Linked DNA regions of Homo sapiens: regions 1, 2 and 3 are each linked to region 4. The links are chromatin contacts, found by Hi-C in ENCODE. All regions are on one chromosome and are shown on one strand. Each heading gives the region's core, a stretch centred on a gene start or an enhancer-like site at or near the end of the contact. The rest is flanking DNA. Distances are from core to core; before and after follow the strand shown.

Region 1 (3,488 bases), core at 329-2,828, 2.4 Mb before region 4:
GAGGACCAGGTTGCACATCCTACTACTTATTTATGGCCCAATTTTAACATGGGGGTGGAGTTGAGGTTGGAATTGTTCCTCCGCCTCTGCTGCACATGCTCAGTAAGCAAGAACACTGTTGATGGGAAAGGCTTAGTCACAGACAGTGGGAGCACATCCCTCCTTGGAGCTTTGGGTCGCTGTGCTCCAGAAACAGTTAGTTATAGCACACCCTGCTCCTGGCATCTACTGGAAGGTGAAGCCCTTGACCCTAAGAAACATTGGGAATGATTTGTACCCTCCAAAGTCCAATAGCTATGTCGGAGGGAAACGATCAAAGAACATGATTGAGGAGACTCAAACAGAGATGTGCTTCAGACAACACCAAGACAGAAAATTAATCCATTTTACCAAGTTAACAATGTACTGAAGGCGAACAAGAGACCAACCCACCTGCCAACCAACGCTATGAAGAAGGAGGGTTGATCAGTCTGGCTAACATGGTGAAACCCCATCTCTACTAAATATACAAAATTAGCTGGGCGTGGTGGCACACTCCTGTAATCCCAGCTACTCGGGAGGCTGAGGCAGGAGAATCGCTTGAACCTGGGAGGCAGAGGTTGCAGTGAGCTAGGATCAAGCCACTGCACTCCAGCCTGGGTGAGAGAGTGAGACTTGGTCTCCAAAAAAAAAAAAAAAAGAAGGAGGGTTAAAAAGAGAATAAGTCCCAAACTCATAAGATGGTGTGGAAAGGGCCCTGGTGACATAGGGGCCACCCATGCCAGTGAGAATGAAATCACAACAGGGCAGTTTCACACTGTTTCAGGTTTTTATTTTTTCTTCTTCTTCTTTCCCTCCTTTCTTCTTTTGCCTCCCCCTCCCTCTCGGTTTCCTTTTTGGCTCTAGACACCCACAGCAAGTGTCAAGCAATGTACAAGAATGAAAAGAAGACAGCCGTTGTTGCAGGTGGATGCTTCTGTTTGGAAGGTGTGGTTTTGTGTGCACTTTTGGTTGGAAACCTATGTCTCTCTCACACACATGTCCCCCACCTGCTTCAGTGAGCATGATCTTCTAAAATTGGCTCCATGGAATCTTCCCTAGGTGACACTGGCTGGACTCTGACACATTCAAATTCATTCTTTCTACTTATCTCAACTTTCAAGCACTAATTCAGTCTTTAAGATTCCCCTAATCTCAGGTTGTAATTCATTTCTAACATGTTTGTCATGACATCAGTGGTTGCATGTCTTCATATGTTTATCACTGCCCCCTCTTGGGAATTTATATTAATTAAACATTTTGGAAAAGCTCAGACTTAAAATGACTGAGAAGGTTCATGTTACAGTGTCTCACACTGAACACTCACTAAAAATAGTCTGGTAAAATCCAGAAGGAAATGGGAAGTCCTGGGGGCCTCATGGCAGTTTTCAGACTTCCCTAGAGCAAAGATGAGCCAGACAGCGGCTCCCACAAACAGAAAATGGCTCTCAATATTCTTCTGGCCAGTGGCAACTACTGAGGGTAAAACTAGACAGAGACGGCTAACTAGGAAGCCATATTGCTCTTGTATGACACATGGCTGCTTTACTTCTCACTGGCCAAGGCAAAACCATGAGGCATTGATTCCAGGGGATTTCATAACAGTGAATTGCATGAGTTGACTTGAGCAAAAGAAGTTTGTAGTAACATCTCCATGAACCATATCTGAGGCCCATTATCCAGGGGGACCACACTGCTGAGAAGATTGCTTGGGCTGTTTTGGGAGCCAGAACTAGGTTGTTGTCCTGCTATCACCCTGGGATGGTGGTTACATCCCTGCACCAGGTCCAGATGGAGGCCCACCAAACAGAACTTAGTAACAGGTGACATGCATTAAATAAAACAGTTTATAGCTCCCATCTCTCTTCTGGGCCTACTTTTCTCATGATTGATTTCTTTGCCTTTGGATTGAGGCATTGTAACTAAAATTCCCAGTTAATTTACAACGTTCCAAGGGTTGTTTCAACACATCACTCCTGTCCATTAACACATTGTGATGGATTAATTTGTGAGATGATCAACTCTCCAGAACAGGCCACCTAAGAAAACAGAACACAGGAAGCATGTTCTGAATGGAGAAGATGCATTTTAAAGTAATCCCAACTTTGGCTCCTGCTCATGAGGGCAGGCCCACAAAGGGAATGACAGGCAAGGAGGGAGTGAGGAGGATCTTAGGAAGAAGGGCTCAAGATGAAGTCACTGGTATCCCGACAATGTCATTCAGTAAGGGGTGGAGGGGAAGGAGGAAGGGAAGTCACATCTATTAAGCAGCAAATGCAAATTAAATGCTTCCTTTATTCCCTTGAATCTTCACATCACCTCTATGAGGCTAGTATTAGCAGCTCCATCTTAAAGATGATGGGTTAACTCAGAGATAAAGGTGAGATCAGAGAGGCAAAGTCAACTGCTCAATCTCTGGGACCCAGGAGTCCGCATCCCTGGAATACTTTTGAAGCAACTGGCTTGCAGAGCAGTTTGGGAAGCACCACATCTTCCTTTGTGACACCAGGGACTGTTATTACAGGGATCACTTTAGTAAGGAAAGCCCAGACCCCCAAGCTGTGCTCAATTTCCTTCCTTTTGTGTATAAACTTTGGTGCTCTCAACCTACTTCCCGGGAGTGGAGCTGCACTTAAACTCAAATTGCTTCCCGCTGGGCACTGTTTTTGGACAGGTATAATTTAACTATATAGGACTGGCATTTCTGTTTAGGGCCCAAAGGTGAAGACAATTTGAACAAGAACACTAGGGCAGAATTAGATAGACAGGGGCAGGTGGTTAATGGAATTGAAGTCTCGTAAGTCCTGATAGAGTTGCTGATTACATTTGTGGGTAAAAGGATGTCTTTACCGTAACTTCCATAACATCTTACTGATAGACGCTGTGGTTCTACTTATGTGGCGCCAAGCGCCACCTAGTGGGGTGGGAAATCCCTCCTGGATGCTGATGTTCTGCTTCTGAGACCCTTAGACGGGCTTCCAAAGGGGGATGTGGGAAGAAAATGTAAGAACAGATATAGTCATGTTTTTAAAAGTATGTCTGTGGCTATTTTTATCATATACCCAGTGTATTAATACAGAAATATGTAGGGCTGTGTGTTGAATGTTTACTGATGGGAGGGCAGTTTACAAAGAAGTTGAAGGCCACAGACTATTGAATATTTGTTTCTATCATTTATTTCCATTGTTTTTGCTTTAAGTCTCAAAATGGGGCCAGTCATGAATTTCCTTTTGCCCATGCAGATGTAGATGTATAGCCTTGAGTTAACTGGGTGACCGATCCTCTTTTTCCTACATTTCCATTTTTTATAGACTGTGGCCCCCATTTTAAAACTGTATTTGAGTATCAGTAATCTTTCTTGCACATTCTAGCTGAACATTCTCTCTCTCTCATATTTCCGAGCAATCCAACCACTAACCATTCCCTTCTGTCACCACCCCCCGCCCTATAAATAGCATTTTGAAGCATGC
Region 2 (3,328 bases), core at 417-2,916, 2.2 Mb before region 4:
TTAATATGATGACAAAAATATGGGTTTGGAAGACCCTTAGTGAGTTTTAAGAAGACAGGCCACCATAGCAGCTGTAGCTAAATAAGCATTTGCTGTATAAGTCAATTACTAAAAATTGTGTGTTGTCTACTTAGAAATGTTTCTTGGGGTGTTTATTAAGGTGTGTGACTTTGAGAATGAGGAATAGAGGAAATGGAAGACGAGTAAGAGAAACCATCCTCCATTTGAGATATCGTGACCCAGCTCTGTTTCCTTTGCTCTCTGTCTGAAGTTAAAAAAAACAAAAACAAAAACAAAACAAAACAAAACAAAAATTAAAAACCCTCAATGGAGAAATATATAAATATTTACAAAGGCTTCTCTTCTATCTACAATACCTTTGTGCAAGATATATCATCTTAAAATCTTGCAATTTGATTGCAGTTGAAATTAATGGTGCAAGAGGTTTTCTTTTTTGTTTGCTTTTTTCTTCATAACGGAAGTGTAATCTCCTTGCAAAGCTTGTGAGCATGCATCCTAAATTGTGAACTTCATCTGCCATGGAAGGGAAAACCTTGACCCAATACCATTGGGATCTAAAAGTGTGATTCCTAGGATTCTGAGCATACTACACGAGATTTAAGGCCCCTTTCAGACTCTGCATTAATGCTTGTTCAGTAGTGATAAATAACATTGATTGGTATTGAGACCAGATTAATAACAGAAGGCAGCTAAAAGGTATTCCCTCTTAGCCTAATTTCCCAAAGGGCATCACTCAGCTGCATTAGTGGGGCGAGGCTCTTCCTTCTCTAAGTGGTGTCTTTAGAAGCTTGAGGGATTATTGCTCAGGGGAAAATGGCTCAATCTGCGGGATTCTTTTTCTTTTTGAGATGGAGTTTTGCTCTTGTTGCCCAGGCTGGAGTGCAATGGCACAATCTCGGCTCACCACAGCCTTCGCCTCCTGGGTTCAAGAGATTCTCCTGTCTCAGCCTCCTGAGTAGCTGGGATTACAGGTGTGCACCACCACGCCCAGCTAATTTTGTATTTTTAGTAGAGATGGGGTTTCTCCATGTTGGTTAGGCTGGTCTCGAACTCCCGACCTCAGGTGATCCACCCGCCTCAGCCTCCCAAAGTGCTGAGAGGGATTCTTAAGAGCAGCTGAGAAAGGGCCCTGCACTTCAGCTGGCTCCAGTTTGTCATCCTTTGTCTGGTATCTTCAGACAAGACATTGCAATAAGAAAAAATAAATACAGTGTGAGAAATCAAATGGTTTTTGTCAAAGTGTAAAAGGGACTGCATCTGACTAACACTGGAGTTGGACAGAAGCCATAAAGGATGTTTTGTGTGAATGTTTCCGGCTGCAAAATCTACCTGACTGTTGCACTGAAACCACAACTATCTATCACATGCTTGTGAGAAACCCCCAGGAGCTTCCTGTTTCGTGTGGGTCGTGAGAAGATTGCACAGCACAGTACAGCTTTCATTGTCTTTGAGCTAATCTTAAGCTAGGAGAAGGAAGGAGAATTCACATTTTGTATGTTTAGTTATTTGTGAAGTCTTTACACCCATAAATCGATTATGTATAAATTAGTATACAGATTCACTACCATGGAGAGGATACTGTGTACATCTGAGGATACTGTGTACATATGGTTGAGTCACTTCACCTAGGCCTTGGGGAGGAGTTGGGGCATCTCCAGGGTAAAGTAATGTGGTTTAGCACGGGGACTTCCAAGGAAGCATCAGTATGAGATAGGGGAACATGGCTGACCAACGGCAAGATGATGCCCCATGATGGAGCAGATGGGATTGGCGTGGGAGGGGTAGTTTGTGAGACCAGAAGACTTGCAATCTCTCCTGCTGAGACCAATACCAACCAAAGAATAATTAGAGAGCATGGAGGACAACATGATCTCATGTGAATCTCACATCATACCTTACAAGTTAACTCTGTGTATCGCCTAAGGAACGGCTGAAGCTTCTTTTCTTGTAAATGACAATAGACACATATCCAGTGCCATTAAGGACAGCATCTGGTCACCCAGTGGCCAATAATGTCAAAGTTCTGATCACAAGGTGAGCAGTTTCCTGAAGATAGAAGAGTACGATGGCCACAGCCATGGGTTCCAACATAGCCACTCTCTGGGGCCACCAGACACCCTCCTCACACTCCGCAGAGTTTGCTTAAATGTGCTCTGAGCTGGATGCATTTGCTAAAGGTTTGTCTCTTCCCCTTTGTTAACCCAAGAAAACAGAAGGACGTCTCAGCTAGACCCCAGCCGCTGCCACCCCATCTCTTCTCCAACTCTGCTCCGGCAGCTGGCGTTTCCTGTGTTCTCTCAGTGGGTTAAGAGAATGGTGGTGGCACATTGTCCCTTAATTAGACTGCAAGAGCAGCCATCTCCTGCTCAACTTGCCTGGGCAATCTTTTTATTCATCATACCTGAAAGTAACAGTAGTGGCTTTTTGTATGGCATATGTTATATGTAATCATGATGACCTTCTTATAAGCAGAAGAGTGGAAAAAATACAGGAGGAACTTAGAACTGACATTCTCACTTCCATCATGTGGATTAGACTATTAGCATGTTGCTGTGCCCCCATTTCATGTTATTAATTAATTAATTAGGGATCAGGTTGGGCGTGGTAGCTCACATTTGTAATCCCAACATTTTGAGAGACCAAGGCAGGAGGATCACTTGAGCCCAGGAGTTCAAGACAGCCGGGGCAACATAGCTAGATGCCACTGTTTCCATAAAAAATAAAAAATAAATTCAGGCATGGTGGTATGTGCTTGTGGTCCCAGCTACTTGGGAGGCTGAGGTGGGAGGATTGCTTGAACCTGGGAGGTCAAGGCTGTAGTGAGCTGTGATCGCACCACTGTACTCCAGCCTGGGCAACAGAGCAAGACCCCGTCACAAAACACACAAAAAAGGATCAGCAAGCTTAGGTGAAATATTATTTTCGTAAGTGAATTTTTCATTATGAAAAGTTCAATAAATTTTTCATAAAACAGTATTTTTTATAAAACAATATTTAATTTTCAAAAGCAATATTTAATAACTAAGAAATTTGAACAATATAGGAAAGCACAATGATAAAAAACAAACCCCACAAAACCCTTATGGACTTCATTCTCAGCCAAAATTGCAGTTAATATTTTGATGTATTCCCTTCCAGTATTTTTTTTTCTCTGCTTCTACATATATTGGTAAACACTGTCCCTCTTTTTACAAACCTAGATCATTCTGGATATTCAATTGCGTATCCTACCTTTTTTCATGTTATGTAGCATTTTAGCCTCATTTCCCCATTCTCTTATAACATGATTTTTTTTTTTTTTTTTTGA
Region 3 (3,213 bases), core at 325-2,824, 2.4 Mb before region 4:
TGTCGGTACAACGGCAGCTGCCAGCTAAACGGGCGAAAAGGCACCCTGCAAGATCTTTTCTGTGTTTCAACGATGAAGTAGACTCCCAACATGGAACAGGGGCGGGGGGGCTGTTACCAGACAGGTGACATTTGGTGCATGCACGAACAGGTCCAGTGCCCCATTCGGAGGCCAGGAAGGCAGCCACCCAGCAGAGCATTAACTAGGGGACCAGACGGTCACCTGCCCCTGCTCACCCCCACCTCCTTCCTCCCCAGGAAAAAGGAAGTCAAGTAGATGGAGAAACGGGGAAGTCCAAGCTGCTGGCAGTGGCATTCAAGGGTCTATATATAAGGTTGACTCTAATCCCCAGCGAGACAAAAGCCTGTGCCATAAAAATGATTAGCAAGGGGTTTCTAAAAACATTTCCCCAGGCCACGGAAAAGGAGAAGGAATATTTTGCACACTGCCTTGTCTCTTAGAAATAATCACAGCTAGGCCTCTTTATAACCGGCGAGTCTTTTTCCTTTCACACGCCATTTGCAGGCGCGTGGCATGGTATTTGTAACTAATTTTCAGTAGCAAGTGGGTCACTGGTATTCACAGAGTCAGGTGCCATTTTGAAAACTGCTTCCCTCTACCCGAATCTCTTATATTTCCAGATGCAGATGCACTTCAGCGATGTCCTAGTGCTGGAAACGCTCCCTTGAAAATATAATTTGATTTTTGAATTTCATCTTAAGACATTAGAGATAATGTAACTGTAGTCTTTGGAATTCAACGCTGGCCTCCTTAGCCATCACTTTTAAAATTTATGAAAATAAGGAAGAGGAAGGTAAAGAACTTCCTCATTGTCCGGCAGTAAAGTCAATGGCAGAGCTTGAGCTTGACTTATTTTGCTAAGAGGGAGGTGTTTTACCCTATAAACTCCAAATTACCTTACACCCAGCAAATACTACTGTTGAGTGCTCACAAAAATTATGCTGATGAAACAATATGGATGTTTCAGTGATGAAACTTTCTCTTTTAAAATCACTTAAGGGTGCTTTACGTCCCACCCAAGGCAAGAGGAACGCCAGCGAGGAAGACAAAGAGGCCCGGGGTGGGGCGCATGCCCGCCACTGGACTGAAAGCTGAGTCACAGGAATCGTACCCCTGCAGCGGGCCAGGCCCTCCAGGGAGGGACACCGCGCCCTTGTGTGGAGATGTCCACAGTAGACAAAGGCAGTTTCGAAATAAAAGAATGCCTGTCACCCCAGGTGCCACCCCGACCCTTAGTTATTATGCACTGGTCCCCAAGAGCAATTTCTGCGCTGCTGTTGCAAAAATTCATCGTAATGAAATAAACGTAAAAGGGGAAAATGTGTTATGAAGTGTTGGAGGGTGCTTTGCTCATTTTTTTCGCCATCGTTGTGGTTAGGGTGCATGCACTAGTGGACCCCGGGTGGGGGTGGGGCTCCCCTCCCCAAAAGCCCGGCAGGCCTCCGGATGCCGTTCCGAGACGCGGCGCGAAGGAGTTAAGCGGGCCGGCGGGTGACATCACCTCATTTACATAGGAGCGCCCATAAAGCTGCGCCCGCCGCACCCCGCCCGACAACTCGGTGGTGGCCACTGCGCAGACCAGACTTCGCTCGTACTCGTGCGCCTCGCTTCGGTGAGCCCCAGGGCCCCTGCCTCCTTCCTCCTGCCGTCCTGCCTCCGTCCCCGCCCTTTCATCATCCGCGTCCCTGTGAAGGCATTCCCTAAATCCGAGCCCGAGTGGTTCTCCCCGGGAAGGCTACTTTGGGGAGCTGGGGGGATGCGAAACACCCTAGATACTGGATAATGGGGTGGGGAAATCGATGATTTAAGAACAAAACCGAAAAACTGGCGTTTTGCCGTGCCGCTCGGAGGGGACATTAAAAAATTTCTTAGTGTTTGCCCGCAAAGGTATTGTGCGTTGCCTTGGAGGCTGAGATATGGGGGAATAGACAAGTCCTTTGTTCTGAGGTTCATCTTCCGAGCCCCGAGCCTCCTCCCAGCCTCGGACGGCTGCGCGGGCTGCATCTGTGCAGCCTGGCGGCGGCGGGGCTGTGCTATGACATCTTTACAGTCCTTCTTGCAGAGACATGTGTGCCAGGGATGCCGAATTGCCGGGAGAGCAGGCAAGACCGGCTTCGGGGCGCGCGGCGGCCGCTTTGTGTGCGGGGCTGCATTGTGACGCGGGCGATGAAGCCGGTAGGGCGGTGGTCGGAAGCTCCAGCCGCGGCCGCCGCCTTTGTGAGAGGACTAGAAAGCCGGATCCGGCCCGCATCCTTGCGGAGAGGCCGCGGCTAGGAAATGGAAACGCTTTTCCTACCTGGGCTCCATTTTAGGAATTCTTGCCGATTTTTCCCACTTGAATTTGGAAGTGGCTTTCCTCTTCTTTCCTTGTCCTAGCCAGCCTTTAATTTTAAACGCTGTAATTAACAATTCGCAGTGGTCAATTTCCTTTATTCTGCAAGATTCGGCTTTGAGAGGCATCCGCCCTCTTTGGTCCACAGCGTTTTGAAATATGGGGAGGAGGGGCGCGGGGGGTGTCGCCTCTTTTTCTGTAGAAAGAGGAAGCTCGTGAGCGCGGAACGGCAGCAGTAGGAGAGCGAGAAGGGTTTTTTTCAGGCTGCGGGTCGGAGGGCAGAAGTGCAGTTCCCAGCCCAGAGACAGCGGGGCGGGTGGCTCTTCCTCACGCTCGCTCTTGGCTTGCTCCCTGCAGCTTTTCCTCCGCAACCATGTCTGACAAACCCGATATGGCTGAGATCGAGAAATTCGATAAGTCGAAACTGAAGAAGACAGAGACGCAAGAGAAAAATCCACTGCCTTCCAAAGAAAGTGAGCTCCGACCCACCCCCATCTTTAGAAAGGCTGGGTGGGAGCGGCCGGTGGGAGGGCGGGAGGCTGGGAGCGGCCGCGGGAAGAATTCGGGAGGGGGGAGTGCGGGGGAAGAGCCGACAGTTGATGAATGTGGCTTGCAAAGGTTAATTAAAAATGGTTTTGCAGCCAACAAACACGGGGCTTTAGTAATTTAGTAATGGAATATTTAATATGCCATATTAATATACAAACATTTATCCATTAAAATGTATTTCTATTTAGTATATTCAATATACATATTTTATTCCATTGTGGAATACCGTGTAGAATGTTTATGATTTGAAAAGATGCTTTAAATGAAAGCCCTTTAGTCTGTACTGAATCCTTTAATCATCTCCCTCCATC
Region 4 (3,344 bases), core at 634-3,133:
CGCTGCACTCCAGCCAGGGTGACACAGCGAGACTCCATCTCAAAAAAACAAAACAAAACAAAAACAAAAAACAGAAACACAAAAACCAAAGAGGGTGATTATGTAACTGCTCCCTTCACTTTTTAAACTTTTCTATCAGTTATGCAGGCCTTTCAAACTCAATGAGTGTCCCTCCCTTCAGTGCGGTGTCTAAAGATAAAGGCTAAACTAGAGATGGGCTGTATCTGGGACCATTTTCTCAATTTAAAGTGCGAAATGTTTATCTCAGGGGTCCCCTAAAGCTTTATTAATGTGAAATGCCCACTCAATATTTAGTACTACTGTACATTCTTAGACACTTAAAGCTAAAAAGAATCTTGGATATCTAGTCAAAATCTTCCTCAGCTTTACAAATGAGATTTCCAAGGCTCCAGAAAACAAACAACTATACAATGAGAAGCCATCCTAAAGCTCTGAGTTTCCGGTTTCACCTGCAAACTCAGAAAATGCCAATTAACTGTATGTGCAAAGGCTTAACTGTCTAGTCTCTCCAACAAATTCATCTACTTTTTTTTTTTTTTTTTTTTTTTGAGACGGAGTCTCACTCTGTTGCCCAGGCTAGTGTGCAGTGGAGCGATCTCGTCTCACTGCAGCCTCTGCCTCCCGAGTTCAAGCGATTCTCCCACTTCAGCCTCCTGAATAGCTGGAATTACAGGCGCACACCACAAGCCCAGCTAATTTTTGTATTTTTAGTAGAGACGGGGTTTCATCATGTTGGCCAGGCTGGTCTCGAACCCCTGACCTCAGGTGATCCACCAGCCTCGGCCTCCCAAAGTGCTGGGATTACAGGTGTGAGCCACCGTGCCCGGCCTCATCTACATTTTAAATATACTCTCGGAAAGACCCCAGAAGTGTTTGTTGACTGAGTTTACTAATTAAGATTCAATATTACCAAATATTGAAATTCCCCAAGTTTGTACTTTTAGGTGGCTTAACTAACATTTTCTTACTGTGGTCACCTAAACCCGAACTTCCAGTTCTACCAGTTTTAAAAGATGAACGATAGCAAAAACAGTGAGTAATGAACCAAATGATATCATTTAAAATGTTGTCATTAGCCTGCAACGTTCTGTGAGGAGTCTGCCCACTTCCGCCAGGTTTTCAGTCCAAACATCTTTGACATAAAAGTTCATTATGCTGCACAATCGCAGAATCTTAGCTCTTAAAGCCGAAATGAGGCTTGGAGCTCTAGTGAATACCTCTCTCGTTTTACAAATGAGAACCCAGACAAGTTGAGTGATTTGTCCAAGGTTCCCACCCAGCCACTTAAAGTGGCAAAGACATTACCGTAAAATTCTCGACCACGACCAACGAGCCCTGGGCAATCATTAGCAGTAGAGGTTCCTGAAGAACCTTAGGGAGACCTGGCAGGAGTTGTGGGTCAAGAGAATGGTACTTCCACCGACAATTCCTGGGCACTGTCTGAGCTTCATTCCCTGATTCCCTGAGAGGTCGCTGGGGAAACGCTCGGGCCAAGGAGGGGATACCCCTGCTCAGACAGCGACCCCGCTGGGTTCATGGCGGGGATGGCCAGGCCCAAAGAGAGAAAGAAAACAACCAAAGAGTGGACGTTGGTCTCAGGCCCGGGGTTCCGGAGACCCCAGTCCCTCGACCCACCCGCCTGAGCCAAGGAACCCAGCGCGTCCGCCCTAAACGCACCCTCAGCCCCAACCTACTCTGGAGACCCTCCGACCCAACTTCCGGGCTTCGAACCGGGTCGGTTTCACCCCCTCCACCACCCGCCACGATCCCACGCGCGCAGAACAGCCCCATCCGAAAGCGGCCCAGAGCGCTGGAGAGGGGCGGCGCGACGCGCACTCACCGGTGAGTTCCATGGCCGCCAGTGTCCGGACCTCCCGCGGCTGCAGCCGGAGTCCCTCCCTGCTGTTCCGCAGCACCAATCTAGGGCGTCCGCGCCCAAGGGCCGCGCCCCCGAGGCAGCCAATCACAAAGAGGCGCTGAGGTCACGTCCGAGAGAGACGCTCTGTCGTCCCCACCCTTAAGCGCGAGATGTAACGTCAGCGCGCGCCTGCGCCCGTCTCCTAGAAGCGGCCGACGGTAGGGTGGGTGCTCACCCTGGTTTCCTGGTTACAGCGTCTCTATTCCGGACGCCAGTTCTCTGCGCGCTTGCTTCTGATTGGAGAGACTTTTTGTTTGTAATCAGCTGTGCCACGGCAAAACCGTGCCGGTTCTTACCGCTCTGGGACGTTTGCCAGATAAATAAATAAAAATACACAAAAAGTCAAAACAGATGAAACTATGAAGTTTTAATTTCAGATAAAGCACAAATGATGTTTAATACAAGCATGTACCAAATATTGGGGACTTCACTACACATTCGTTTTTTATCGGACATGTAAATTTAACTAGACATCCTGTTATTTATATGGCAATTCTACACTCTGAGGGAAACATACGAGGTCTGATCTGAAATATCAACTCCCACTCGACTGGTTCAACTAGTTACGATGGTGCTTGACTAGGAAGCTAAAGAATCAGTGAGAGTGGTATGACGGTCATCCATGCGTCACAGCTGGTACTTGGAATCCCCCATCCCTGCCATACGTGCGTTTTCGAGAAGAAATTCCTTTCTGAGTACCATCACAGCCACCGTTACTGGCACCCATTTTATTAAGCCTAGTGTAAGCCTATTCATCCCTGAAAATGTCTGCTCCTTTCTGATGCTTTCCCCAAGCCTCCAGAGAATGAAATACTCTCACTTTTTAATTTTAATAGTACTTTGGCCACATGCTGGCCAAAGTATAACATTTATCAGATGATATTCAAGTTGTTTGCCTGATTGCATTCTCCCTCCTCACCCTGATCCTTGATTACTTGTCTCTTGAGATCTCACATGGACTTCTTTCTGAAAACGGAAATTGTATTTGCTTGTTAAATGTCTGCCTTCCCTGCCAGATAGTAAACTGAGGCAGGATCTGTTCTTGGTAATGGATGTTGAGGAAGTTTTAGTTTAATACATGAATTTCTTTACCCAATGTCAGCACACTCCCTGACACATATTAGATGCTCACAATAAAATGTATTGACAGTATTTCGTGGAGTGTACCTTATACAAATTACAGTGCAATAACATCATTGAAAGAGCATTTTAGTTGTGAGATTTGAAGCGAATTAATGAGTTGATGAGTAAGACTAGAGTAGCAATCGATACTTTGCCCTGTGTTAATATTGATGAAGCATCGGAGAATTACAGTGATGAAGACTCAAGGACACTTAATTAAGCTTTATAATTTGTAGTTGGTTTCACAGATAACAGCGACATTACCAGATAGGTACAGCATTTG

The links. Hi-C counts contacts between places; a loop is a spot of excess contacts on that map. Pooled maps may share reads with other maps.
Region 1: a pooled map shows a loop between it and region 4 (4-fold over the local background). The contact joins the enhancer-like site here to the promoter of PIGA in region 4. A Hi-C loop is called at or near these places in 2 of 50 pooled maps.
Region 2: a pooled map shows a loop between it and region 4 (7-fold over the local background). The contact joins the enhancer-like site here to the promoter of PIGA in region 4. A Hi-C loop is called at or near these places in 4 of 50 pooled maps.
Region 3: a loop to region 4 is called in a pooled map, with 14 times the contacts of the local background. The contact joins the promoter of TMSB4X here to the promoter of PIGA in region 4. A Hi-C loop is called at or near these places in 5 of 50 pooled maps.

The regions. Positions count from the first base shown.
Region 1 is chrX:12,891,338-12,894,825 of GRCh38, forward strand. No RefSeq gene overlaps it. Among named protein-coding and RNA genes, the nearest start is that of TLR8, 14 kb to the right of the region's middle. Within about 2 kb of position 1,579, at least 3 of the 41 ENCODE cell types and tissues checked have a DNase peak (open chromatin) inside an H3K27ac peak, as active enhancers do.
Region 2 is chrX:13,086,070-13,089,397 of GRCh38, forward strand. The region is part of intron 3 of LOC105373133 (a long non-coding RNA gene); the gene reads left to right. Among named protein-coding and RNA genes, the nearest start is that of FAM9C, 43 kb to the left of the region's middle. RefSeq lists enhancers at 1,286-1,505, 1,576-1,735. Within about 2 kb of position 1,667, at least 12 of the 41 ENCODE cell types and tissues checked have a DNase peak (open chromatin) inside an H3K27ac peak, as active enhancers do.
Region 3 is chrX:12,973,536-12,976,748 of GRCh38, forward strand. TMSB4X (thymosin beta 4 X-linked) reads left to right here and starts at 1,575. Exons shown (of 3, transcript NM_021109.4): 1 at 1,575-1,633; 2 at 2,711-2,826. The coding sequence starts at 2,727. RefSeq lists enhancers at 12-81, 92-351, 372-491, 615-1,454, 2,294-3,132.
Region 4 is chrX:15,333,640-15,336,983 of GRCh38, forward strand. It overlaps PIGA (phosphatidylinositol glycan anchor biosynthesis class A), which reads right to left and starts at 1,884. Exons shown (of 6, transcript NM_002641.4): 1 at 1,862-1,884. RefSeq lists enhancers at 1,636-1,685, 1,736-1,815.